2 separate regions of the Homo sapiens genome follow, and region 1 is linked to region 2. Evidence: chromatin loops called from intact Hi-C (ENCODE). Cell type or tissue: heart right ventricle. All regions are shown on one strand. Each heading gives the region's core, and the rest is flanking DNA. Links, peaks and the distances in the headings are about the cores only.

Evidence for each region. Peaks named below come from ENCODE experiments on the same cell type or tissue, not always from the same donor. Only the 100,000 strongest peaks of a DNase experiment are listed, where the experiment ranks them.
Region 1: a loop joins it to region 2, with 6 times the contacts of the local background. A loop is called at or near these places in 13 of 110 quality-filtered maps.

What each region holds. Positions count from the first base shown.
Region 1 is chr17:28,227,752-28,240,077 of GRCh38, forward strand. LOC105371710 (a long non-coding RNA gene) reads right to left here and starts at 89. Exons shown (of 4, transcript XR_934638.2): 1 at 16-89. It also overlaps the pseudogene PYY2. RefSeq lists enhancers at 1-371, 372-1,021 and a silencer at 11,112-11,406. In heart right ventricle, for the core only: a CTCF peak has its summit at 5,704; no DNase peak of the experiment used is centred there; H3K27me3 peaks cover 2,878 bases.
Region 2 is chr17:27,885,872-27,898,197 of GRCh38, forward strand. It overlaps LYRM9 (LYR motif containing 9), which reads right to left and starts at 7,494. Exons shown (of 4, transcript NM_001076680.3): 1 at 7,446-7,494. RefSeq lists enhancers at 2,212-3,163, 3,164-4,115 and a silencer at 7,126-7,675. In heart right ventricle, for the core only: a CTCF peak has its summit at 7,569 (motif pointing left); a DNase peak (open chromatin) is centred at 7,490; H3K4me3 peaks cover 1,517 bases; H3K27ac peaks cover 2,017 bases.

The DNA.
Region 1 (12,326 bases), core at 1,744-9,743, 340 kb after region 2:
TGGTCCATCACTTACGACGTCTCCCAGGCTTGCCTCCCCGGATCGGATTCCTTTCCCTTCGATCCCGCAGGCCGGAGGCGCAGACCTGTGGTGAGGACACCCGAGGCCTCCTGGGAGACCTGCAGACCACGCCCACCTCATTTACATGTTCACTCCCGACCCTGGAAACCCGGATTTCGCCTCCGGACAGCGGCGTCTGGGCAGGGTTCGGGTACTGCAGTCCCGCGTCTGGATGCCCCCGCCCCCTGAGCTGCAGGGCTGTGTGTGGTCCTTCCCTGGTCCCAAAATAAAGAGCGAATTGCACAGAAACGGAATGTGTGCCTTTGTATTTTCTTTCCTTTCTCCTTCGTGGAGGTGGCGTCTCGTGGAAGTGGAGGGTGGAGGCGTGGGGGCCAGAGGAGAGAAAACCTACTCGGACAGAGGCGCTCCAGGACAAGGCTGGGGCGAGCGCGGGGGTTCCCTCTGCTCGGAGCCCAAGGAAAATTCGACCACCCAGCCTGGGGCTGGACAGCGCCCAGACCAGGGGCTGCTGTGGAAGGAACTCTAGTTGAGTGGGGGCAGGGGTGGATGGGTTTCTGGAAAAAGGGGCAGGGAGCGTGGACAGGAGCCGCGGGAGAGGCAGGTAATTTCTACCGTCCCCCTTTCCCCGAGCAGAGGAGCAATGGGGAGTGTGGAGGCTGCCCGATCGCTAAAAAACCGCCCTCTCTCATCTCGCTGAATCCACACTCAGTGGATAAGTCAGGAATTGTGCTTTCCTAGTGACAAGGCCATAGGGACACCCTCCCATGTACCCCCCTCCCCTGGACTAGATACTGAAGCCTAAGGGCGCTGTGGATGTTTAAACTCACCATTCTGCACCGATTCCAGAGCCTGCCTGTAGGGTGATCTCCCCTGACATGCACCCTTTCCTGCCCCTTTCCTCCAAGAAGCTTGCCTTGATTGCCTAATTGCACTCTTCCTGCCCTCTCTGGCTGCCCAGCTCTCAGGGCCTCTGCTCTATTCACTGAGACTTCTGTCTGTGTCTTTGTGTCTTGTCTCCCTCCTGGGGCCTCAGGAAGGAAAGGCCTATGTCTCCTTCCTCAGCCTCCTGTATCTATGGGATGTCTCCAGATGCAGCCTCCTGTATCTATGGGATGTCTCCTGGGCCTCTAGTTCAGCAAGACCTGCCCAAATCTTGCAGGGGGCTAGGAGATGAGGGGGAGAATCAGGGTTGAGGCCAAAGCCTTTGACCCAGAGAGGGTGAAAAGGACAGGAAGACTGCAGGCATCCCTGTGTGGATCAGGGTTTTGAAGTACTGTTTGCAGTTCCATGGCTCTGGAAGAAGAGAAGACTCTAAAGCTAACTCTGCCATAGCTGCAGAGGAGGTCCCTGCTTGGACACAGGTCCCCAGGGGGCCACAGGGCTCTGACACCCACCCTCCCCTGTGCTGCCCTCCAGCCTCCCTGGAGGTAGAGCTGAAAGGGTGAAGCTGAAGAGGCAGCTGTAGGTCACTGGCTATGTGGATTCTGATGCTCTGTGCCTTTGCCCAGGCCACTGTCCCTGCTTGCAGAGAGCCCTTTCCCTCTCTTCAGCCTGGAAGATACTCTCAGGATAGTGGTCACCTCCTCCCGGAAGCCTTGCCTGATTTCCTGGGGATGGAGTTAGTTTCTCTGGCTCCCTCTCCCCACTCATTATCTTAGACCCACTTTCCATCCCATTTTGCTGCCTGTCTTCTCTCCTGCGATAGGACAGGTGGGATGGGAGCATACAGTGGCTACCCGGAGCTTCAGCTCACTGTGTGGGTGGGGAGTGGGAGGATGTGTCTGTGCGCTGGTGTCTGTGATCCCTTATCTATTGGTCTGCCTGGGAGAGCTGTAGTCAGTTTAAGGTGGATGGAAGAGAGACCTGGTATGAATTAGGCATGACCACAGACAATTTTTGCCCAGCTTGTCATGTCTCATTGACCATCAGTGACATGGGTCCACCTCATGTTCATTTTGAAGAGTGTTGAGCAGTTTAGGGTAATAATATTATTAATAACTATTATTAGTATAATAATTAATATAATAGCAATAATTACCTTTTCCAAAAAGCACTTATTTATGTGCTAGACTCTGAGCTGTTCGTTTTACATATATGATATTACTAGGATATTGATTTGGCTTAAAAAAACAGATAGAATTAACAGTGACTTAAACAGAAAGGAAATTTATTTCTCTTACCTGAAATGCAAGTGACATCTGGGGAGCTGGCCTCTCTGCTCCACGAGGGCATCCAAAAGCCCAGGCTCCTCATTTGTGGCTTCCCCATGCCCTCATCTATGTCATTGACAGGACTGAAGACAGCCTGCCATGACCTCATCTGTGTTCCAGCCAGTGGCAAGTGGGGGAAGGGAGAGGGTAGGTGCTCTGGTTACTATGTTGTATAATAAGTTACCCTAAAACTTGGCAGCCTCAAACAACCATTGTATGTCACTCATGATGTTGTGGGTCAGGACCAGGAAGCGCTCACCTCAGCAGTTCTCGCTTTGAGTCTCACATGCGGATACCATCAGAGGCTGGCAGATCTGCAGTTATCTAAATGATCCACCGGGCTGATGCCTGAGGAGTCTCACTCCCATGCTGGTGCCGGCTGTTGAGTTCAGCCGGGGCTGTTGACTGTCGTACCTACAAATGGGCTCTCCAGCACGATATTCTTGGGGTAGTTGGACTTACATTGTAGCTGGCTTCCCGCTTATTTCCAGAGAATTGGATGAAGATGGCATTGCTATTTAGTTTGCTAGGGCTGCTGTAGCAGGACGAGTCGCAGACAAAACTCCTGAGACACCGGATTAAAGAAGGAAGAGGTTTTTTATTCGGCCGGGAGCATCAGCAGACTCGCATCTTAAGAGCCGAGCTCCCCGAAAAAGAAATTCCTAGCCCTTTGAAGGGCTTACAACTCTAAGGGGTCTACGTGAAAGAGTCATAATAGATCAAGTAAGTGTGAGGAATGTGACTGTGGGCTACCTACATCAGCTAACACTACAAAAAGTTTTACAGTGCTTTCTCACACAATGTCTGGAATTTACAGATAACACCAGTAGTTTTGGTCAGGGGTTAATATTATTATCATTTTAACCACCAGGGCCAGGTGGTGGCGCCAAGGTCGTCTAGCTATTTATCTTTCTTCTGTTTCTTTCCAACTTTTTGCTTTCTCCCTTTTCTCCTGTCTTATAAACTAGGGAAAAGGGGAGGTTGGGGAGAAACTGGGAAGGACAACAGGAGAAGTGGTGGTCTCGTACCATATTCCCCCCCTTTGAGAATTTTCACTTTTTAGTGGGAGTTCTCACTCTCATCCTCACTTTCTGAGTCTCTTTGCGAGATAGAGCGATAGTGATTCATATAATACACGTGTGCTGAAGTTTTTTGATGAACCAAAGTAGCAACAAAACATTTTATCATTTGAAAAAGCAAGGGTAATACACAGGGGAGCAGCAAGCAAGTTCCTATTACTAGCACTACACCTACAATGAGGGTTTTTAATCCTCCTGTAGCTGGAAACCATTTTCCAAAGAAAGACTCAGGATCAAACTCGTGCCAAACCTGTACAGACACATGTGCCACCTTTGTCATGTCCCTGACTATGTTTTCAACCACCTGTCCTTGATCATCTATTTGTAGGCAGCAACTGGTTAAGTTAAATTTTTCACAAACTCCTCCTTCAGCTGCTAGCAAGTAGTCCAAGGCCAGCCTATTCTGAGAGATAGCATTCCTCATTTGGGTTTCCTGCCAAGCTAAAACAGTCAAAGTTTCATTAGTAATTATTTCTAAGATGGCCTGCAACCATATGATCTGATTGAGCATGTAGATGGGGATTCAGTATCCCCATGAGCTGTCTTGTGCCCATGCGGCAGGCCCATAATACTGTATGATCCTTTCAGGGGGCCACTCATTATCTTTCCAGTTTCCTATAACTATGCCTCTCTTGGGAGGCATAGACAGGGAAACCTAGGAGCTCACCCGTTTTTATGGGTAATAAGAAAAAGGACGGCTTAATAGTGCCAATAACACAACTGCCTGCCCATTTATTAGGTAACCGAATGTAGGCTCCGTGCCCACATATCCAGTATAGTCCAGCGGGAGCTGCCCAGTCCTGATGAGATTCTGGATGAGCCCAGGCAGTTTTTAATTTAGAAAATTTACTAAATGGGTTCTTTTCAGTGTGGTTTAGGCCCCACCAAGTAATTGTCTTTGTTGTGCTGTTGTACAACTTCTGTCCTATACAATTAAGCTTTCTTACAGGGATGATAAAGACTTTCCCTTCTCTAGCTATACAGTATTGTCCAATAATTGAGGTTTTTAGGACCCAGAAGTTGCTAGCTTGGGCCTTCTGAACTGGAATTACATCAGGAGCTGGATCAGTAGGCACCAACTCTCGGGCTTCCCAAGGCCATCGGTCTCCGATAGTGGTTCCCCCGCATACATAACAAGAAGTAACATTAAGGGAATGAGCTACATTTTCTGCTGATTGGATAAACAAATTTTTTGTCTTTTTCGGAAGTTCTGGTGCTGGCAGATTCAGCTCCTCATAAAAGGTTTGAAATACTGGCTTGGGAGAGCGCTTGTGGACCTCCCCTCTAATTAAAATGGCAACTTGGGGGTTTAACCCCGTCCCATCGATCCCCAGGGTTACACGTTCTCCCTTTTTCTAATGGGGATCTAGGGGATTGGTAATTATTAGTTCTAGTGGGTTACAGTGACCGGCAGCACAGGAAGGGTTGGCTTCCCCCTTCTGAAGATGAACCGGGTCTTTTTTGTTCTTTTTCCAAGTAGCCCAAATAACACATGGCCAAAAGGCACAATTTTCACAATCCCCTGACTCATGACAAACATATTTATTTTCTACTCTGTAGCTCCTTTCCCAGTTAAGAGAACCACATTCTGTTCCTAGTTTGTTACTATTAATGGCTGCACAAGCATCAAATCTTAAAATTATTTGTTTGGGGATTCCTTTTTCTTCTGTTCTAGTTATTATTTTACTTGTGTCACCTAGGAAAAGGCTAGTTCTTAATCTTGTTTCAAAAATGGTGGTTGCAGGGGGCTCAGATGGGTTATAACACACATCAGGTGGGTCATTTCCCAGGCTACATACCTTGTACTGAGTGGCATTATACAAACAAGTTTCTTTTAACATTCCCATATATTCATAATAACTATAGAACAGAAAGATTGTTTTAATTTGCTGTCCTACCTCAGTGACCTGATGAATACACTGGGAACAGTCCCCAGTTTGAGTAAGGTCAGTTGAAGCCCTTACTGTGTAAGTCCAGAATTTAAGAAAAATGAATCCCACGATGAGCTTCCTCATGCTTCGGCCGTGCGTGGACCAGTCAGCTTCTGGGTGTGACTGGAGCAGGGCTTGTCGTCTTCCTCAGGGTCACTCTGCAAGGGTCGTCTGGGCTTGGTCTTGCCTCCCAGGTTTCAGGTGCTGCAGGTTTTACACGGCTGTGGTGGATCCAGGCTGGGATTCCCTCTACCTTCACAGCGGTGGGAGTGGTCAGGACGACAGACTACGGTCTTTCCACCGTGGGCACAAAGAAGTTACGTTCCAGTCCTTGATCCACACTCGATTACCTGGGGAGAAAGGGTGAACTGGGGAGAATAAGCTAACAGGGCATCTCTCATTTACCCAGGCTGAGATTGTTTGTGTAATTTTTCCTAAAGCCTGTAGTTGTCGCTGTAACTCAATTTCACCTAACTCTCGGGGAGTGCCTGGAAGTCCCTGCAATATGGGAGGGGGCCTATGATACAATATTTCATAAGGGGAATATCCTGTTCTTTTAGAAGGGGTACATCTAATTTTAAATAATACCATAGGGAGAGCCTGTATCCATTTTAATCCTGTTTCCTGACATACTTTCCCTAAGCTATTTTTGATAGTCCAATTCATCGACTCCACCTTTCTGGAACTCTGAGGCCGGTAGGCAGCATGCAGTTTCCATGTGTTCCCCAATACCTTTGCCCTCTTCTGTACCAAGTCAGCCACAAATGCTGGCCCATTATCTGAGCCGATCCGTAAGGGCAGTCCAAATCTAGGAATAGGATCTCGAAGAAGCACACAGGTTACTTCACGAGCTTTCTCAGTTTGTGCTGGATAAGCCTCCACCCACCAGAGTAGGTACACACAAGAACTAGTAAATACTTGTTACCTCCACACTTTGGCATCTCTGTGAAGTCCACCTGGACATCTTCAAAGGGGGCTGCTCCATAAGCTTGTATGACGGGCGGAACAGCTGGACCTTGCTTCGCATTATGCTTTGGGCAGGTAACACACCGCTGCGTCACCGTTTTGGCAAGGGCTGACAAATGCAAGATGTAGAAATACCGGACTAACAACTTTTCAAGTGACTCCTGGCCTAGATGGGTGGTTTTATGCACAGCCAGCACAACTGCGGCTCCTAGCAGCTGTGGCACAGCTTCTCTCCCATCTGGTAACCGAATCCATCCTTCCTCCATCACTTGTCCTCCCTCTGCCTGGAGAAAGTCCTTTTCTTCTTTAGAATAAGTAGGTAAAAGATCAGGCGCTTGAGGGAGCAGGGGTGCTGTGACTGATGCCCGGAAGGGGGCAGATGCTGCTTTTCGAGCCTCTAAGTCAGCGCGGGAATTCCGCAAACCCACCAAGGTGGAAGCTCGCTGGTGTCCTCTGCAATGCATAACGGCCACCTTGTGTGGTTTCCATACTGCTTCTAATAATTGCAAGATTTCTTGTTGATATTTTATGTCCTTTCCCCCAGAGTTCAATAGGCGCTTTTCTTTATATAATGCTCCATGCACTTGAAGGGTTAAAAAGGCATACCGAGAGTCAGTGTAAATGTTGACAGTCTTACCTTCACTGAGTTCTAAGGCCTGAATGAAAGCAATGAGTTCAGCTTTCTGGGCTGAAGTGCCCTGGGGCAACGATCTGGCTTCAACAACAGTGCCCAGGGTTACCACCGCACACCCTGCAAATCTCTCTCCTTGTGGGTTGATGAAGCTGCTCCAATCCACGTATAGTTCCCAGTCTACTGATGCCCAAGGCTGGTCCCAGAGGTCAGGTCTGCTAGAGTAAACTGAGTCCAATACTTCTACACAATCATGCTTGACAGGGCTCTCTGATACCGGGAGCAAGGTAGTGGGGTTCAGGGTGTTACAAACTTCAGTGGTTATACGGGGATTTTCACAGAGCAAACTTTGGTACTTAGTGAGTCTAGCATTCGCTAGCTAATGATGTCCTTTAGTATTCGTTAAAGTCACCACAGCATGGGGGGCCTTTATGTTCAGGTTTTGCCCAAGAGTCAGCTTATCTGCTTCTTGTACTAGCAGGGCAGTTGGTGCCAAGGCCCTCAAACATGGGGGCCATCCTTTAGCAACCCCGTCTAGTTGTTTAGAGAGATAGGCCACCGGCCTCAGCCAGGGCCCCACAGTTTGGGTTAAAACTCCAACTGCCATCTTTTCTCTCTCTGACACATACAATGTAAAAGGCTTTGTCAGATCGGATAGCCCCAGGGCTGGGGCTGACATAAGTTTTTCCTTTAACTCATGAAAGGCTTGCTGTTGCTGGGATCCCCATTCAAAAGGTCCCGGTCCCCCCCACTTTGTGACCTCACACAAAGGCTTAGCTAATACTGCAAAGTTTGGGATCCACAGTCTGCAAAACCCCGCAGCTCCTAAGAATTCTCTCACCTGCCTTCTGGTCTTAGGCTCTGGCAGATTGCAAATGACCTGCTTTCTTCCTGATCCCAGGCTGCGCTCCCCCTGTCGGATAGTAAATCCCAAGTAATGTACGTGCTGTTGGCAGATCTGAGCTTTTTTCTTGGACACCTTATACCCACAGTCCTCCAGGTGCCGGAGTAGTGTGTCTGTTCCCTTGGCGCACCCGACTGCCGTGGGGTGTCCCAGCAAAAGATCAACATACTGGAGCAACACACAGCCTAGGTCTCTGGTGGGAAACTTCTGGTGGTCTCGAGCCAACACCTCCCCAAAGATGGTGGGGGAGTTCTTGAACCCTTGGGGAACCCGGGTCCAAGTGTACTGAGTAGTGACACCTGACTCCGGATCTTCCCACTGAAAGGCAAATAGCTTCTGGCTCTCAGGGGCTAATCTGATGCTAAAGAAAGCGTCTTTCAGGTCCAAGCAGGTGAAGCAGCTGTCCTCAGCTGGCAGCAACCCCAACAATGTGTACGGGTTAGGTACTGTTGGATGTAAAGTCACTGTAGCTTGATTAACCAAGCGCAAATCCTGTACCGGCCTGTAGTCCTTGGTCCCAGGCTTGGGAACAGGCAGGAGGAGAGTGTTCCGTGGAGACTGACAAGGAACTTTAATTCCAAAGGTTCTTAGGCACTTGAGATGGACCTGGATACCTTCAAGAGCTTCTCTGGGGACCGGGTACTGTTTTTGCCTAACCAGCTGGTCCCCAGGCTTAACTTCTATAAGTATGGGGGCTTGGTTGACTGCCAACCCTGGAGGGTTGTCTTCAGGCCACACTCTTGGCCACCACTTAGCCAGAGCTGGTCTTATCTCTTGGCTCAACTCAGTTAAGAAAAGTCTCCATTCCTCCTCTCGGGGGACCGTAAGGGTCATAATGACTCCCGTTCTGGGTAACTTTAGCAGCAAAGAGCCATGCTCTGTAAAAGAGATAGTGGCTCTCAGCTTGCTAAGCAAGTCCCTTCCCAACAAGGGCAAGGGACAGTCAGGCATGTACAAAAACTGATGAATCACTTTATGTCCTCCTACAGTACAAGTCCGGGGCAAGCAGAAAGCTTGTTTTGCTGAAACTCCCGTGGCTCCGATTATGTCAATAGTCTTTTTGGATAAGGGGGCGACCGGGGCGGTTACTACCGAATGTTCAGCACCGGTATCTACAAGAAAATCAATGTCTTTACCCCCAACTGTCATCCTGACCATAGGCTCTTTGGGGGCCCTTGAGCCCAGTCCCCCTCAGTCCAATAACCCTTCTGCCAGGTTGAGCAGGGCCCCTTCCTCCTTGTCTGGTGCCTCCTGCTCCAAGTCACCTTGTTTTCCTTTTAGCTGAGAGCACTTGTTCTTCCAATGTCCTATTTCTTTACAATAAGCACACTGATTACGCTGCAAGCTCTGACAGCCAGGCTGAGTTTCTTTCCCGGGGCCCCCCTTCCCTTGCCTCTTTGGGGGGTCCCCTCTGATTGCTGCAGCTAACAGATCAGCGTTTCGCTGGGCCTGACGTTCATTCTCTTTCTGGTTTTCCTTACGGCTTACTGCATCCCTGTTTACAAACACCTGGTTAGCTATTTCTAATAACTGTGATGTGTTCATCCTTGCAAACCCAGCCTGTTTCTGCAGTTTTCTTCTAATGTCTTCTGTGCTTTGAATAACTAAAGCCATGTTAATCATGCACTGATTTTCAGGGCTATCGGGATCAAAGGGAGTATACATACGATAGGCCTCACACAGTCTCTCGTAGAATTGTGCTGGACTTTCTTCTTTTCTCTGAATGACCTCAGAGACCTTGTTAATGTTTGTGGCCTTCTGGGCTCCCCTCTTTAATCCTTCCAAGAGAGCTTCCCTGTATCGGTTTAGCCTTTGCATATCCTGTCTTTCATTTGGGTCCCACTGGGGGTAGGTTCCCAGTAACTGGGTCCTTACATCCTCTTGGGGGTTTTTGTAATCAGTCGGTGCATGTTCCTCTAGCCACTTAGTTGCTGCTTGGAGCACTCTCCGCCTTTCATCTGTGTTAAAGAGGAACATGAGCAACTGGTGGCAATCAGCCCTAGTGGGGTTATGGGTCTGGATAATAGTTTGGAGCAAATCAATTAGAGCTTGTGGCTTTTCAGTATAGGATGGGGTATTGCTTTTCCAGTTGAGAAGGTGGGCAGAGGTGAAGGGCTGGTACCCAAAAACACACCTCTCCACCACGTGACCATCCTCATCTATACCAGTATACTGCTGCTCTCTCAGGGGCATTTGTATCCCAGTTTTGTGTCTTAAACGAGCTGCCAAGGGAGGGGTTTCTCCCGAGGCTTCACCTCCTCTCTTGTCTACTGTGGGTGGCCTAAGGATATGTTTGTCTTGCGGAGGTACAAGCACTGTGGAATCAAAAGTGGGGAGCCCCTCTCCCTGGTAAGGGGAGGGCACCACTGGGATCACTGGTGCCATCTCCTGCAATGTATCTTCTGATGTTGGGTTGAACAGAACTTTAGGAGTTGGTTTCCCTCAGACGGTGGAGCGGGATCCTTCCTTGGCTATCTGTCCCTTTGCTACTAGCACTGCTGCTGCCTGCCCTCTTAGCCACTGTGGGGGCTCTAGCACCAGCTGTAACCAAGTGTCTATGCATGGGAACTGGTCTGAGTGTCCTGACTTACCAGTTACCTTGTGCCATACCTTAGAAACAAGGGACCTGTCCAGGCTTCCTTCTGATGGCCAACCCACTTCTAATGTTGGCCAATCTATTTCACACAAAGTTCTAAGTTTCCCTGGTGTCATAGTAACCCCATAGTGTCCATTAAATCCCTTCTTAAAATTTTTCAACACAGTTCCTAGCGGAGTAGGCTTACTTTGTGTCTGACCCGTGTTTCCTCAAGACAAAACACCAAGCTTACACCACACACACACCACAGAACAAAGAACAGGTAAAAAGGGCACACACACACTTTTTCAGTTTACACCAAACCAGAATCAAAACCAAAATCCGAGTATCCAGAAGTCCAAGCCAGGTCAAAACCAAAACCAAAATATCAAGCAATTCAAGTCAAGTCAAAAACAAAAACCAAAGTGCCGGTACAGGCACGCCATGGGTGATCAGGCCACGCTTCCACTCAGATGGAGTGGGCAAGTTCCAAAGACCAGTCTTACCAAGTTTCAAATGTCCGGACTCCAAGTGCCCATTCCTTCCCGGTGTTCAGCCACTGCGTTGATCCTCCACAGGGGCCTGCCACGCACTGCTCTGATGAGGCGTTCCACCGGGGCAATTGCCTACCCGGGAGTGGTCTCAGGATCTGCGTCACTCAAGCTGGCCAGAGTCCCCCACAGGGATGCTCCACAGGGCAGGCCTAAGCCACCTAAGGGGCTGCCTCGACCCTCCGTCCATCAATTACCTCGCTTCCCAGGCAGGGAACCAAGAAATGTAGCAGGATGAGTCGCAGACAAAACTCCTCAGACACTGGATTAAAGAAGGAAGAGGTTTTTATTCGGCCAGGAGCATCGGCAGAGTCGCATCTTAAGAGCCGAGCTCCCCGAAAAAGAAATTCCTAGCCCTTTGAAGGGCTTACAACTCTAAGGGGTCTACGTGAAAGAGTCATCACAGATCAAGTAAGTGTGAGGAACGTGACTGGGGGCTACCTACATCAGCTAACAGTACAAAAAGTTTTACAGTGCTTTCTCATATAATGTCTGGAATTTACAGATAACACCAGTAGTTTTGGTCAGGGGTTAATATTATTATCATTTTAACCACCAGGGCCAGGTGGTGGCGCCAAGGTCGTCTAGCTATTTATCTTACTTCTGTTTCTTTCCAACTTTTTGCTTTCTCCCTTTTCTCCTGTCTTATAAACTAGGGAAAAGGGGAGGTTGGGGAGAAACTGGGAAGGACAACAGGAGAAGTGGTGGTCTCCTACCATACTGCCATAGTAAAGAGTCACAGACTGGGTGTTTAAACGACAGTTCTGGAGGCTAGCAGTCTGAAATGAAGGTGTTGGCAGGGTTGATTCCTTCTGATCTGTTCCAGGCCTCTCTCCTTGCCTTGAAGATGGGTGTCTGAGCTGTGTTTCTTCACATCATCTTCCCTCTATGCATGTCTATTTCTGTGCCCAAATTACCCTTTTTATAAGACCAGTCCTACGGGATTAGGGTCTCACACACTGTAGTATGACCTAATCTTAACTAATTAGATCCACGATGATTCTCTTTCTAAATAAGGTCACATTCGGAGGCAGCAGGAATTAAGACTGCATCATATGAATTTGGTGGGGGGCGGGGACATGCAATTTAACTTATAACAATTGCTTTCCGTGACCCAGCCTCAGAAGTCACATGGCATCCTACCCCATACTCTGTTAGTCAAAGCAGTCACAAGTGCACACACATTCAAGAAGAGGGGACATAGACCCCACTGTAGAATCACACATGAGATAGGAGATATTTTTGTGGTCATCTTTGAAAAATATAATCTGCCACAGGCAGACACATCCATTCCTAAAAACAGAATGGCAAAAATCACTTTAACTCTCAGCCCACTGGTTAAAGCCTAGTCTCATGGCCCCACTTAGCTGCAAGGACAACCTATGAGACATCTTTAGCTGAGTGTCTGCGGGCCCATCGCAAGCTCTTTGTTTTTAAAAATATTTTTATTTATAAATG
Region 2 (12,326 bases), core at 2,888-10,887:
CAGATCCTCACAAATTCTTCCACAATGCAATCTGATGACTCCAGCTGTAAGGCAGAGTCGGACAGGACAGGGCTTCTCAAGTTCCTCCTGCTATCAATCATGACCATGCCAGTCCGACTCACCACCCAGAAATCAGAGGGGAACCCGTTCAAGGGTGGCCAAGACCATCAGGAGCAACCACAGGAGACATACCACCAAAGTCCCAAACCTGATGGGTAGACTCCACTGGCAGGCTTCCCCAAACTATATAAAGTAGTAATCAAATATTGTAAAATGCTAGTCGCGGAACAGATGGTTACCATCTGCAGTCCTCAAAATTAACATTTGGAAAGAGCACAACTTTGTTTCATTACTTAAAAACTCAAGCAATACTTAGTAACCAACCCAGCAAGTATGGGCGGCAGATTATTTTCAGCTCAATTATAATACTTAGTCATTCTCAGTAATAACTAGTAGAGAATACATGTGTGGGTCCACTTAGAAGAGCTAAACTAAAAATGTTTTAATTTAATTTAAAGCGTAGGTTTGCTATTATTTAAGGGGCAATGAACCTCACAGCATCATTGCTAAAACTGCAGTCAATGCCTCTGGGCCTGGCAACACTTGCCTCCCTTGCCCTGCCCTTTGGACTTGATCTTGGCCTCTGCATCCTGGCTCCCTGCCTCTGTGATGGCTCCTCCATCTTCCCAGGCAACCAAACCAAAATCATCACAGTCAACCCAGGTTCCTCCTTCTCCTCAATCCCCATGCCACTGGTTTCTTTCTTTTCTTTTCTTTTTTTATTTTTTTTTTTTTGAGACAGAGTTTCGCTCTTGTTGCCCAGGCTGGAGTGCAATGGCGCAATCTCGACCGCAACCTCCGCCTCCTGGGTTTAAGCAATTCTCCTGCCTCAGCCTCCTGAGTAGCTGGGATTACAGGTGCATGCCACCACACCCAGCTAATTTTCGTATTTTTAGTAGAGATGGGGTTTCTCCCTGTTGGTCAGGCTGGTCTCAAACTCCCGACCTCAGGTGATCCACCCACCTTGGCCTCCCAAAGTGCTAGGATTACAGGCGTGAGCCACCACACCCGGCCCCATGCCACTGGTTTCTAATTCCTATCAAATTCCACCTCTGAATGCCCCTCATATTTTTCCCTTCCTCTCTACTCCACTGCATACCCTTGGTTCAGACTCTCTCTGAGACAACTGCAACAGCCCCTAGCTGGTCTCCCTGTCTTCCAGTCCATTTTCTGCCATCCTTCTCTGCCCAACAGCCAGAGTGAATCTTTCTAAAACATAAATCTCAAAGTGTCCTGTCCTTCCTAAAACCCCTAATATCCACCCCTGCCCCCATCATTCATGGCAACTTTTCCCAAAATGTAGAACAAATACCTGAAATTACTTTAAGTAGTATACAGCCAGTATTTTTTATTGTAATGATTTTATATTTATTTTCATGTGTAATGAGGGGGGAAAAACACGTTTTCATAGGTATTAATGGCCTAAAGCAGTTTTTTCAAATGCTCATAAAACTGATTTTTTATGTATCAAATTGAAATGTGGACCCGGCAAAAATCATGAGGGTCCTGAAGTGTGGAAAGCACTGGTCTACAGAATAAAATCCAGGCTCCTGTCCATGGCCTGCAAGGCCCCTCTCGATCTGGCCCCTACCTACCCCTCATCTGCACCTCTCACCACCCACAGCCTAGTCCAGGCAAACTGAGCCCTGTATGGCACACTCCACAACAGCCCATGCTGTGTTTGCCTGTTATGGTCTCAGCACTGGGGCAGAATGTCTGGCATGGAGTAGATGTACTTACTCATTGGGGTTCTCCAGAGAAACAGAACCTATAGGAGGGAGGGTGTGTGTGTGTGTGTGTGTGTGTGTGTGTGTGTGTGTGTGTGTGTCAGAGAGAGACAGAGGTTTATTACCATGAACTGGCTCATGCAATTATGGAGATTGGCAAGTCCAAAATCTGCAGAGCCAATGTCCCAGTTCAAGCACAAAGGCTGGAAGCTGCTGTAGAACCAGGAAGAGCTGATGTCCCAGTTTGAAAGCCACAGGCAAGAGAATTCTCTTACTCAGGGGAGGCTTAGACTTTTCGTTTAAGGCCTTCAATGGATTGGAAAAGGCTCACCCATATTATAGAGGGCTGTGTGCTTTACTCCATCGAACAATTTAAATGTTAATCTCACCCGCATTGAAACACCCAGAATAATGTTTGACCAAATACCTGGGCCTCCTGTGGCCCAGCCAAGTTGACACATAAAATTAACTATCCTGGTAGACATTCAATTTCTATTTTGAACGAATCCTCCTACTTCTGCCTACAGTGCTCCTCTCTGCTTCCTGAATACCTCCTGCCTCTTCCACACTCAGCTCTGTGGTCTGGCATCTCCTCCTCAGTGCCACCATGCTCAGTGGGAGGCCTGTGGTTACCTTGAAACAGCCTTCATCACCCCTCATTACTCTAGGTCAGGCCTCTAGTTCAGGCTCTTGCTGGGGTTGCTGGAAGGGTATCCACCTGCCCTCAGGCCCCACCAGCCATTCTCCATATGGTGGTCACAGTGATTTACCAACTTCCTGAATGAAAATCTTCACTGGATGTGAAACGATAGTGTGAATTATGAATTTTCTTGGGTTATAAGACCGATGTGGTTATGTGGGAGAATCACTTTACTCTCAGGAGACGCAGGCAGAAGGATTTAGAGGTGACATGTCATCAGGTCTGCAGCCTCCTTTCAAATAGTTCAGCAAAAGACAGCACAGAGAGAAGAGTGAGGAAGATGAAGAAATGCAGCAGAATGTTCAGATCACGTTTAGATGGTAGGCATTAAGGGTGAACACCATGCTGTTATTTTAACTTCCATATATTTGGAAAATTTTCCTAATAAAAAATCGCTTTAAAAACACACCTGGCAGGAAGTCACCCAGCTTTTCTCCCTACATGTGCTCCAAGTGGCAGGAAACTCACAAGTCCCCCATTTTCGCTCTGCTCAAGCTATTGGAAAGTCCCTCCAGTTCTGAGTTAAAATTCCCCGCTGTAAAGTTCTACTCACTCCACAAAGAGCTCTACTCTTTGGGACAAAATCTTCCCTCACCTCCTCCCAAGCCCAGCTTTTCATTATTCACAGTCAACTATCCCAGCCCCTCCCTAGTCCCTTTTCCAATGTAAGCAGCGGGGAGGTGCTGTCGCCTCTCAAAGTGTCTCTGTCCCACTTGCCCTCCTCTCAACACACGTACCTTTATTTTTGATACCACTCTTAAACCTGCTGTCCCATGGGAAAACAACAGTTTGGCCATGCTCTGACCAACTCCACAGGCAGTGGCCCTGTCACCTCCTTTGACCTGGGAATTCAAGGAATGCAGCTCAGACTGCTTCTCTGCTGGGGCCCTCACGTGGCCCTGGCATTTGGCTCAAAGGCATTTTTCCATGTGCTGCTCTTTTTTTCTTTTTTCTTTTTTTTTTTTTGAGACGGCATTTCGCTCTCGTTCCCCAGGCTGTAGTGCAATGGCGCAATCTTGGCTCACTGCAACCTCTGCCTCCCGGGTTCAAGCAATTCTCCTGCCTCAGCCTCCCCAGTAGCTGGGATTACATGTCCATGCCACGATGCCCGGCTAATTTTTCTATTTTTAGTAGAGACGGAGTTTCGCCATGTCGGCCAGTCTCAAACTCCTGACCTCAGGTGATCCACCTGCCTTGGCCTCCCAAAGTGCTGTGATTATAGGTGTGAGCCACTGCACCCGGCTCCATGAGCTGTTCTTAAGTCTCTTTCCCCATCTTTTATTTTATGAGGTCATTCCAGAGTCACAATCTGCCACCATCCTTAGGGGGGTCTGTTATATCAACTCAATTCAACAAAATAAGAGCACAGAAACAGTCACACCCCAGGTAAACACAGGGTAAAGACAAAGAGAAAGACAGTAACCCTATATACTGTAAGCATCAGTCAACTACGCCATGCCATTCAGAGCATCTAGCACCTGTACAACTCTGGACCCAGCCCTAGGACCACAGAGATGAACAGTCTGGTGTACCTAGCTCTCTGACCCAGAGCCTTCTGCAAAGCCGATGGCTCCCATCCAGGGAATGAGTAGGACATGCCAAGTTTGAGAGCTTTTCATGTTACCTCATTTAATCCTCACAACAATATTTTAAGGGAGGTATCATTAGTCCCATTTTATAGATGAGGAAACTGAGGCCCTGAGAGGTTAAGTAATTTGCCAAGAGCAACAAGGCTAGTATAGAGCAAGGCCCGGAATAGAACCTAGGTCTATTTGATTCCAAAGACTATGCCCTTATCTGCTTCGTGAATCTACCTGCTATGTCTGAGCCACTCATAAAAATACTGACCAGATCAGGGCTAAGGACCCCACAAAGAACTCTGGCAGGGTTCATGCATGACCAGGTTCAAGCACTTATAAAGGCACTTGACTGCACTATTATCCAGTACTCCTCAATCTTCTCTACAAAACCTTGCTCCATGCCTTTCTGAAACCCAAGGACATCGTCTGCAGCTTCCCCCTGCATATAGATGGAAAAAAAAAATCAAAAGAAAGAAAGAGTCACCAGGCTGACATCAATTACACAGATAAAGGAAAGGAGCAACTAAAGAAATGCTTAACAACAAAGCTCTTACCAAATCCAAAGGAGAATATGACAGAATTTTTAAAAAGAGAAAATAAAGCTACAAAGGGAATTTCCTGGAAGCCAAGTGTTATCACTGGCACAGATGTTGAGAAGCAGGCCCACAGTCCCATTTAACCCCACTGTCCTTTTCCCTAATCTATGTCCCGATATAGGCACCTAAAAATAAGTGGGAAAAAGTCATATATTAAAAAAAGACGAAAGAATGGAACTGCAGAAAATAACCAGAAATTATGCCCTATTGAGCACTGATACACGCTAAATTAAGCCTGCACAGGCCATTTTTTAAATATGCAATTACTCTTCTTGAAGGGAAAAGTTGAAAAATAGGAATGGAGTGGTTTTGCTTCCCACCCCCACCCACTCCAGGGCTCCATCTTGCACATCTGTGTTCTCCCAAGCTAGCAATGGGGCAGCAATCCCTGCCTCCCCCAGTCCCTCTCCTACATAGCCAAGGCTCTAAAGTCCCCTCACCCCCTCCCTGCCCCCTTCATCCCTGTTGGCATTACCTTGGTTCCCAGCTTTGTACCCATACCTGGCTGGGACTATCCGAATACCTCCTGATCTGTCTCCCTCCTTCCAGCCCAATCCACATGGTGCCACCCAAGAACACTTCCTAAAAAGCACACCCTGTCACTCCCCTTCCTCAGAACCTCTGTAGAGAGTTCTCTACCCATGGCCTTCTGAGATCTGTTTCAATCCCTCTCATCAGTCTCCCCTCCTGCTGTCCTTCCCACACTTCCTGCATTTTAGCCACAGACTGAACTTGGAGGACTCTGGGATCAGACAGTCTGGGTTCAAATCCTGGTTCTATCACCTGCTAGTTCTAGGACCCTGGACGAGTTTCTTAACTTCTATCTCGAAGTCTGTTCCCCATCTGTCAATGCGGTCCCTAATAAATAGTATTTCCTACATAGGACTGTTGTAAGGATGAAATAACGCTCCTAGACTACTAAGCATGATGCCTGGCACACACTACATGTTTCCTACTAACTGTTATTGTTAATACCATCTCTGAAACATGCTGTGCTTTCCCCTACCTTGACTTCTTCACCTGCCTCAAGAATTCCCCTTCATCCTTAGAGATCCAGTTCCCTGTCACCTCCTTCAGGCTTTCATCCCATGCTGTTCACACCCCTATTACAGTCATCACACTGCTCTGTAATCACTTATTGTGATTATAATCGATGTGACAGAACTTAGAGCAGGTTTTGGAGACAAAGAACCCTAGTTTAAAAGCCTACCTCTGCTATCTACTAGCTGTGTAATCCTGGCCAACCTGGTTGACTTCTCTGGACTTCTGCTTCCCCCACTGTAAACTGGAGAAAAGAATAACCCACCTCACAGGGGTTTTGTAAAGACCAACCTAGCTAACTTATGGAAAGTGCCTAGCACAGGGGCTGGCACATCTTAAGTGCTTGAACATCTTTTTTTTTTTTTTTTTGTCCTGAGACAGGGTCTCACTCTGTCACCCAGGCTGGAGTACAGTAGCATGATCAGGGATCACTGCAGTCACAACTGCCCGGGCTCAAACGATTCTACCTCAGCCTCTCAAGTGGCCGGGATCACAGGCACACGCCACCACGTCTGGCTAATTTTTTTAATTATTTATAGAAACGAAGTCTTACTATGTTGCCCAGGCTGGTCTCAAAATTCTAGGCTCAAGTGATCCTCTTTCCTCAGCCTCCTACGGTGCTGAGATTATGGGCATGAGCCACTGCGCCCAGCGTTGAACATCTTACCCTTTCCTACTTTATTTGGCTTTCTGTTCCTTGCTGACTGTAAGCTTCTGAAGAACAAGAAACTATACTGTATTAGTTCAACACCTGTGAAATGAAGGGAAATTAGTAAGAAAAATATATATACGGTTATTAGTCACTCCTCCACAGTTTATAGTACCTGAACCATAACAGAAGTTCCATAGATGTCAATTGATTCCCAAGTTACCAGAGGAAACTAAAGCCAGCAGGAAACTGTCCTGAAGTCAAGAACCTATGGCAGGTGAACCCAGAAAACATTACGCTAAGTGAACAAACCCAGTCACAAGGGGCTACTTAATGTATGATTCCATTTATACGAAACATCCAGAATAGGCAAAAGTACAGAGACAGAAGTACATTGGTGGTTGCCTAGGGCTGGGAGAATGGGAGTAGATGGGAGGGGGGAGTGACAGCTAAAGGAGGTGTTTCTTTTGGGGGGTAATGTTCTAAAACATTATGGTGACAGCTGCACAACTCTGCAAACACACTAAAAGACACTGAATTGTGCACTTTAGATGGGTGAACTGTATGCTTCGTGAATTATATCTCAATAAAACTTTTTAAAACAATAACCACAAAAAGGATCAATCCTAGGAGCGAAAGGGTTTTGGCCACGGAGCAACTTGCTCTTACGCAGAAGCATAAATCATCACGACAAGGTTGCTCCGGCCACCGGGTGCCGCGGGCAGAGGGACGGTGGAGGGGACATTCTCCTTTTAAAAGTGGCCAGGCCCGTGAGCCTCTGAGAGGCTGGCCTCCGGGCTGCCCCGGACCTCGCGCCCCTAGCTCGCGCTGCAGGCCTTTCCTGCTCCTCCGAGGCCGCCCGGCCAGGCCTGCGTCAAGCCCGGGCGCCGCGCTCCGGTGCACTCAGCTCTCCGGTGGAAGAGCGCAGACCGCAAGGGAAAAGGTGCCGGCGCGGGTCGCCCCTAGGTCTTCAATAGATCCGAGGACACCCGAGGCCTCCACATCCCTAGCCCGCCCCCGCCACCCAGTGGCTCCGGCCGCCGCTGCCCCCGCGCCCCCGCCCTCGGCCTCGGCCTGCGCAGCGCGGCTCACCAGCCTCCAGGGGAACGCCAGCCCCGGACGCCGCCGCGGCGACGAGTGCGCCTGCGCCCCGGGGACTGAGCGGCACCGCCCCTGCCCGGCGACGGTGAGCCCAGCGCCCTCTGCCGGCCGCGCGCGGGACTCGGGGTCCTACTGGGTGCCTCTTCCTAGATCCGACCCCACCCAGTTGAAAGCTGTCCCCACTAACAGCCTTCGTTACCTGTTACCTCAAACACCCACTCTGCCTTCTGGCTGTTGCTACGCCGGATATAAGCCCTAAAGGCACTCTCTCCTCCTTATTCCTGAATATGGATTGTGCTATGAATATGGGGTGTTCAAGATCTCTGAAAGGCTTGCTGGAGGACTTTTCCTGAACCTCTCGTGTTGATGACAAGAATTGTGTTTGGATAGGAATCTGCGTTTTGAATCATTTCACCAAATTACAGTCCCATAACACCTGTCAAAAGAATAAATATGACAGTAATAAGCATGCTTCCTTTCAGACCCATCTATAATTATAATTGAGGAAAATAATACAAAATTTAAACTTAGAGCTACTGCCAGTATCATTCTTTGAAAATGAAATAATGCTGTTTATTAAATAGGCTCTCCCTGCTCTCTAATGTTTAAAGCTCAAGTGCTTCTCTGAATTGATTTAAATACAAGTTTTATATCCTGAAAGAAATCAAGATGAGTCATTATCTTAAGACAAACCCCCCTGTTCAATGATGCTGCTGATCTCTCAGCTGATGTCTAAGCGGGAGTTAGGTTGTTAGTGGATAATATTGCTTCTGTTCACGTCTCTCTTCTCCAGGGCTTTTTAAACCTGTTTGTAACGAAAAGGCTGATTTCCTTCAGACTCCATGTGTCGTTGATTTAACAGGACAACTTCTTACAGGTTTTTCTTTTTCCTTTTTCTTTTTTTTTTTTTAAGTAAAACATTGCTCCCCGGTGGCACCTGGGAATCTGTTTTTCTTCTCTTAGGATAAGAGAAGCAGGGATATTTCTTAACGGAAGTTTTGTTTTGTTCCTAACTCCCTTTAGAGCTTCCTCTTTTCTTTTTTTTTCTCTTCACCTAACATACTAGACTTCCCTCAAATCGGGGGTGGGGGATGGGAAGGTGGGGTTCCCTCCCTTGAAATATTCAGATAATTGCTTCCATTTATTTTAAAGATGTAGACTTGGACAAATATATCTGAAAGATACAATTGTACCCTCATAAATCAGCCCTCTTATTTACACATGCATAATCAAGGGCACGTCATTAATGCAGAGCCAATCAATAAATCATTAAGCTTTTAAAGCCCTTATTAAGAACAATCTGCAGTAACATCATCCACTCCTGTGCTCAGTCTTAGGATCATTTAATAATTTTAAGAAATTTCACAGTCTGTTCTGTAGTCTCATCTCCCTTTTGTTCCTAGATAGCTGTATTCCTGCATCAGAAACATGGTTCTAATACCTAGATCTCATAAAATATTGAAGATGCAAGCTGTTTGCTTTACCTCTGAAAGGCTCCACCTTCAGAATCACTTGTGCCTCTTCCAATTTTACAAACGCACAAGATTTTAACTTTCACAACAATTTCTTATAAACATCCAAATACTAAGAAAAAAAAATCCAAAGTAGGAGAGATTTGAACAATAATCTCTAATTTTTTTTCCAAGTCACAATGGAAACCTAGATTTGAAAATAATTGAATTTGAACCTTTCAACTTGACAGCAACCTTAGGTTCTTACAGCTTCAATAGTAAAATGAAATAATTTTTACTAGTCCAAACATTCACTTAAAATGACACCAGTCTCATAATCTGATAAAACCCCAACCATTTTTACCATGTCATTTTCCTATACACTGAAATTTTAGCAGATGAACCCCCTTATGTCAGACAGTGCATGATATTTACAGATAAACAAAATAGAAAGACCTTTTACTTGAGAAATTAGTCACCCACTGTCCAGGGGACATGTTCGCACAGGGGAGTTTATTGACTTTCCTAAGAAATACACCACATTCTCTTGATTTCTGACATTATGTCATTTAGCCTGACAACTGCAGATTTGTAACCAGTATTTGTAGGGAAAGATACAAGAAGTCCTGACGTTTCCAGTTTAAACCTGTTTTTAGATTTCAAAGAGAAATGATAACGTTTGCATCCTCTGATTAAATCAGGTTATTGTCTCCAAGGGTGACCATGTAAATAATTCAAATTAATTCATCAGTGTACAATAGGTTTAATAAGCATAATAAACACTTTTAAGAAAATACTTAAGACCCTCGGTCTGCCCTCGATCTTGCTCCCTATTATCTCAGATTTCCCTGAGAACAGAATGAGTGGTACCACGTTGTTCTCTTCTATTCAAAATATGCAAAGCTGCTATTTACCAGCTTGCAATTTGCATGTCTCAAATCCTGCCAGAACACAGGGTGAGGGCCATGGGGTGATGGGTGAATATGCCAGAAGAGGACACCAGGGGCGAAAATGGAAAATGGGGTGAACAGATTTTCCTTACCCCAGCGTATTGCAAAACACAACTCTTGCTGACTACTCAAGATTTAAGACAATAAAAATATTGGGTATGAAAGGTTATGTGAAATCTCAGACATCTAGTTTGTTTTTCTTTAATTGCTGGGCAAAAGAAAGGGATGAGCAAGGATTTCAATATTTTTATAAAAGGGAACACAAGAGGAAAAAGGGTACAATTGTGACTATTTACAACATACACTTGGAGATTAATTTATGGGCTGGGTTTCAGCCTTCCTGGTCCTCCATACTATGTTACTTTCTGCAGCACCATAAATCCAACTTTGCTGACTGGTATATGTCATTCTCTGTTTCTAGTGTGTTCTGTAGTAATTTATTAACAGTGACCACATGTGAAACCACATTGGTGATCAGATGTATGTTATCTCTGAATATGTCCCCACTTTTTTTATCTCTTGAAAATATGTTCTATGTCTCATGATTTCAAATTGTAAATAACATACACACATACACATAATGTTTTGTATGAATCACCTTTGGAATGGAATTTCTTTTTCATAAAAATTTCAAGTGCATGCTGGATGTGTATGTGGCAATATTACCAAAGGAGTGAATGCGCTTGGGAACATTCTTCTTTTTTGCATTTTGACAGCATTTGACTAAAGATCCACTTAAAATTACCTTGCTCACAAAGTGTAATTCTGTTTCCACTGACTATATCTGCAGTGTCTTGAGATGTCCAGAGACAAGAATTACATGCCACCATTAATAGGAATGGAGACGGTAAGAAATAATCAACTTTATTAAATAGGATTATTTGAAGAAAGAGGAGAGACAAAGGGGTGAAGAGGAGAAGGAGAGAAAGAAGAAAGTGAAAAGGAGGGAAGTGGAGAATAAGTAAAAGTAGAAGGGAGTTATCCTGTTGATGCTGTCCCCAAGAGAAAGGGATGATAGAGTTTTAAGTGTAGCAGCCCAGAAAAAAAAAAAAAGGCAACGTTAATGAAGGGAAATCATTTATCGGCTTGGCCAGGAAATTGGGTGTTCTGGTCAGTCAACTACATGGTTAATAGTTACCTTCCACTTCAGCAAACATCTGTTGAGACTCCTTCATGTGCAAAACTCCATGCAAGACCCTGGGTCATAGCGGAGGCCTCTGAACTCTATCCCTGCCATGCGGGCTCTCCTGTCCTTCTCCACTATGGTTAGAGACAGGTATAGTCTTGTCGCTGTCCTGCTGTAGTCCCCTTAATGACTTCTCCGTGTTCTCTGAATACATACGCCAAACTCCTTACCATGTCCTATGAGGCCCTCCAGGGTCTGGCCTCTTAAGCTTCCATCCATGTCCCCGTCCTCTGTAGCAGCCACAGTGGCCTTTCAGACACTCATTGTATCGTGTCCTTCTGCCCTGCTCCTCCTTTAGATCCCAGCTAATAGATCTCTTCCTCGCCTTCCCTGACATCCACATTCCCACCCCATAATGGAGCAGGTCCCCCCACCCAAAGAGTAGACTGTACTTTTCTCCATGGCATGCATCACAATTTATAGTTACATATACCCCAATTTGGACTCCCCCCAGAGAGGCCCCCAAAGCAAGGATTTGAGAACAACTAGTTCATTTGAAAGGTGGTTCTAGAAAACACTAAGTGAGAAAATAGGGAAGTGAGGCTGGGTACAGTGGCTCACACCTGTAATCCCAGCACTTTGGGAGGCCAAAGTGGGTGGATCTCCTGAGATCAGGAGTTCAAGACCAGCCTGGTCAACATGATGAGAGCCCCATCTCTCCTAAAAATACAAAAATTAACTAGCCAGGCATGGTGGTGATAGCTTGTAATCCCAGCTACTCAGGAGGCTGAGTCAGGAGAATCGTTTGAACCCAGGAGGCGGAGGTTGTAGTGAGTGCGCCCTTACACTCCAGCCTGAGCGACAAGAGTGAAACTCCATCATAAAAAAAAAAAAGAAAGAAAAGAAAAGAAAGAAAGGAAGGAAGGAAGCGGGGAAGTGAGGCAAGGAAAAGAAGGCAGCCTGTGAAGAGAGCCTTCCCAAGCAAGTTACCACCAGGGACCACTGAGCTTCGTCCTGCTGGGGAAACAGTGTGGAACCCACACCTTGGTTATCCCACCCTGGGGTATTTATACACCAATTCCTGTTTGTTACAGGTCACACAGTGCTCTCGGGGGCACTAACTCCCTGGTACTTCTAGCCTGCCATGATCTCAGGCAAAGAGATACAGATGCTGGCAGTTGGAAATCAGCCGGGTATACTGCAGTGGTAAGGCGAAAGGGTGGGGCACTGACAGTTGTGGTAGTTACATATACATGGACATTTACACATAATACATACATATATATGTGTGGGTACATGTAGATAGATATGCATTTGTGTTATTATATCAGTCATATCTCTCTCT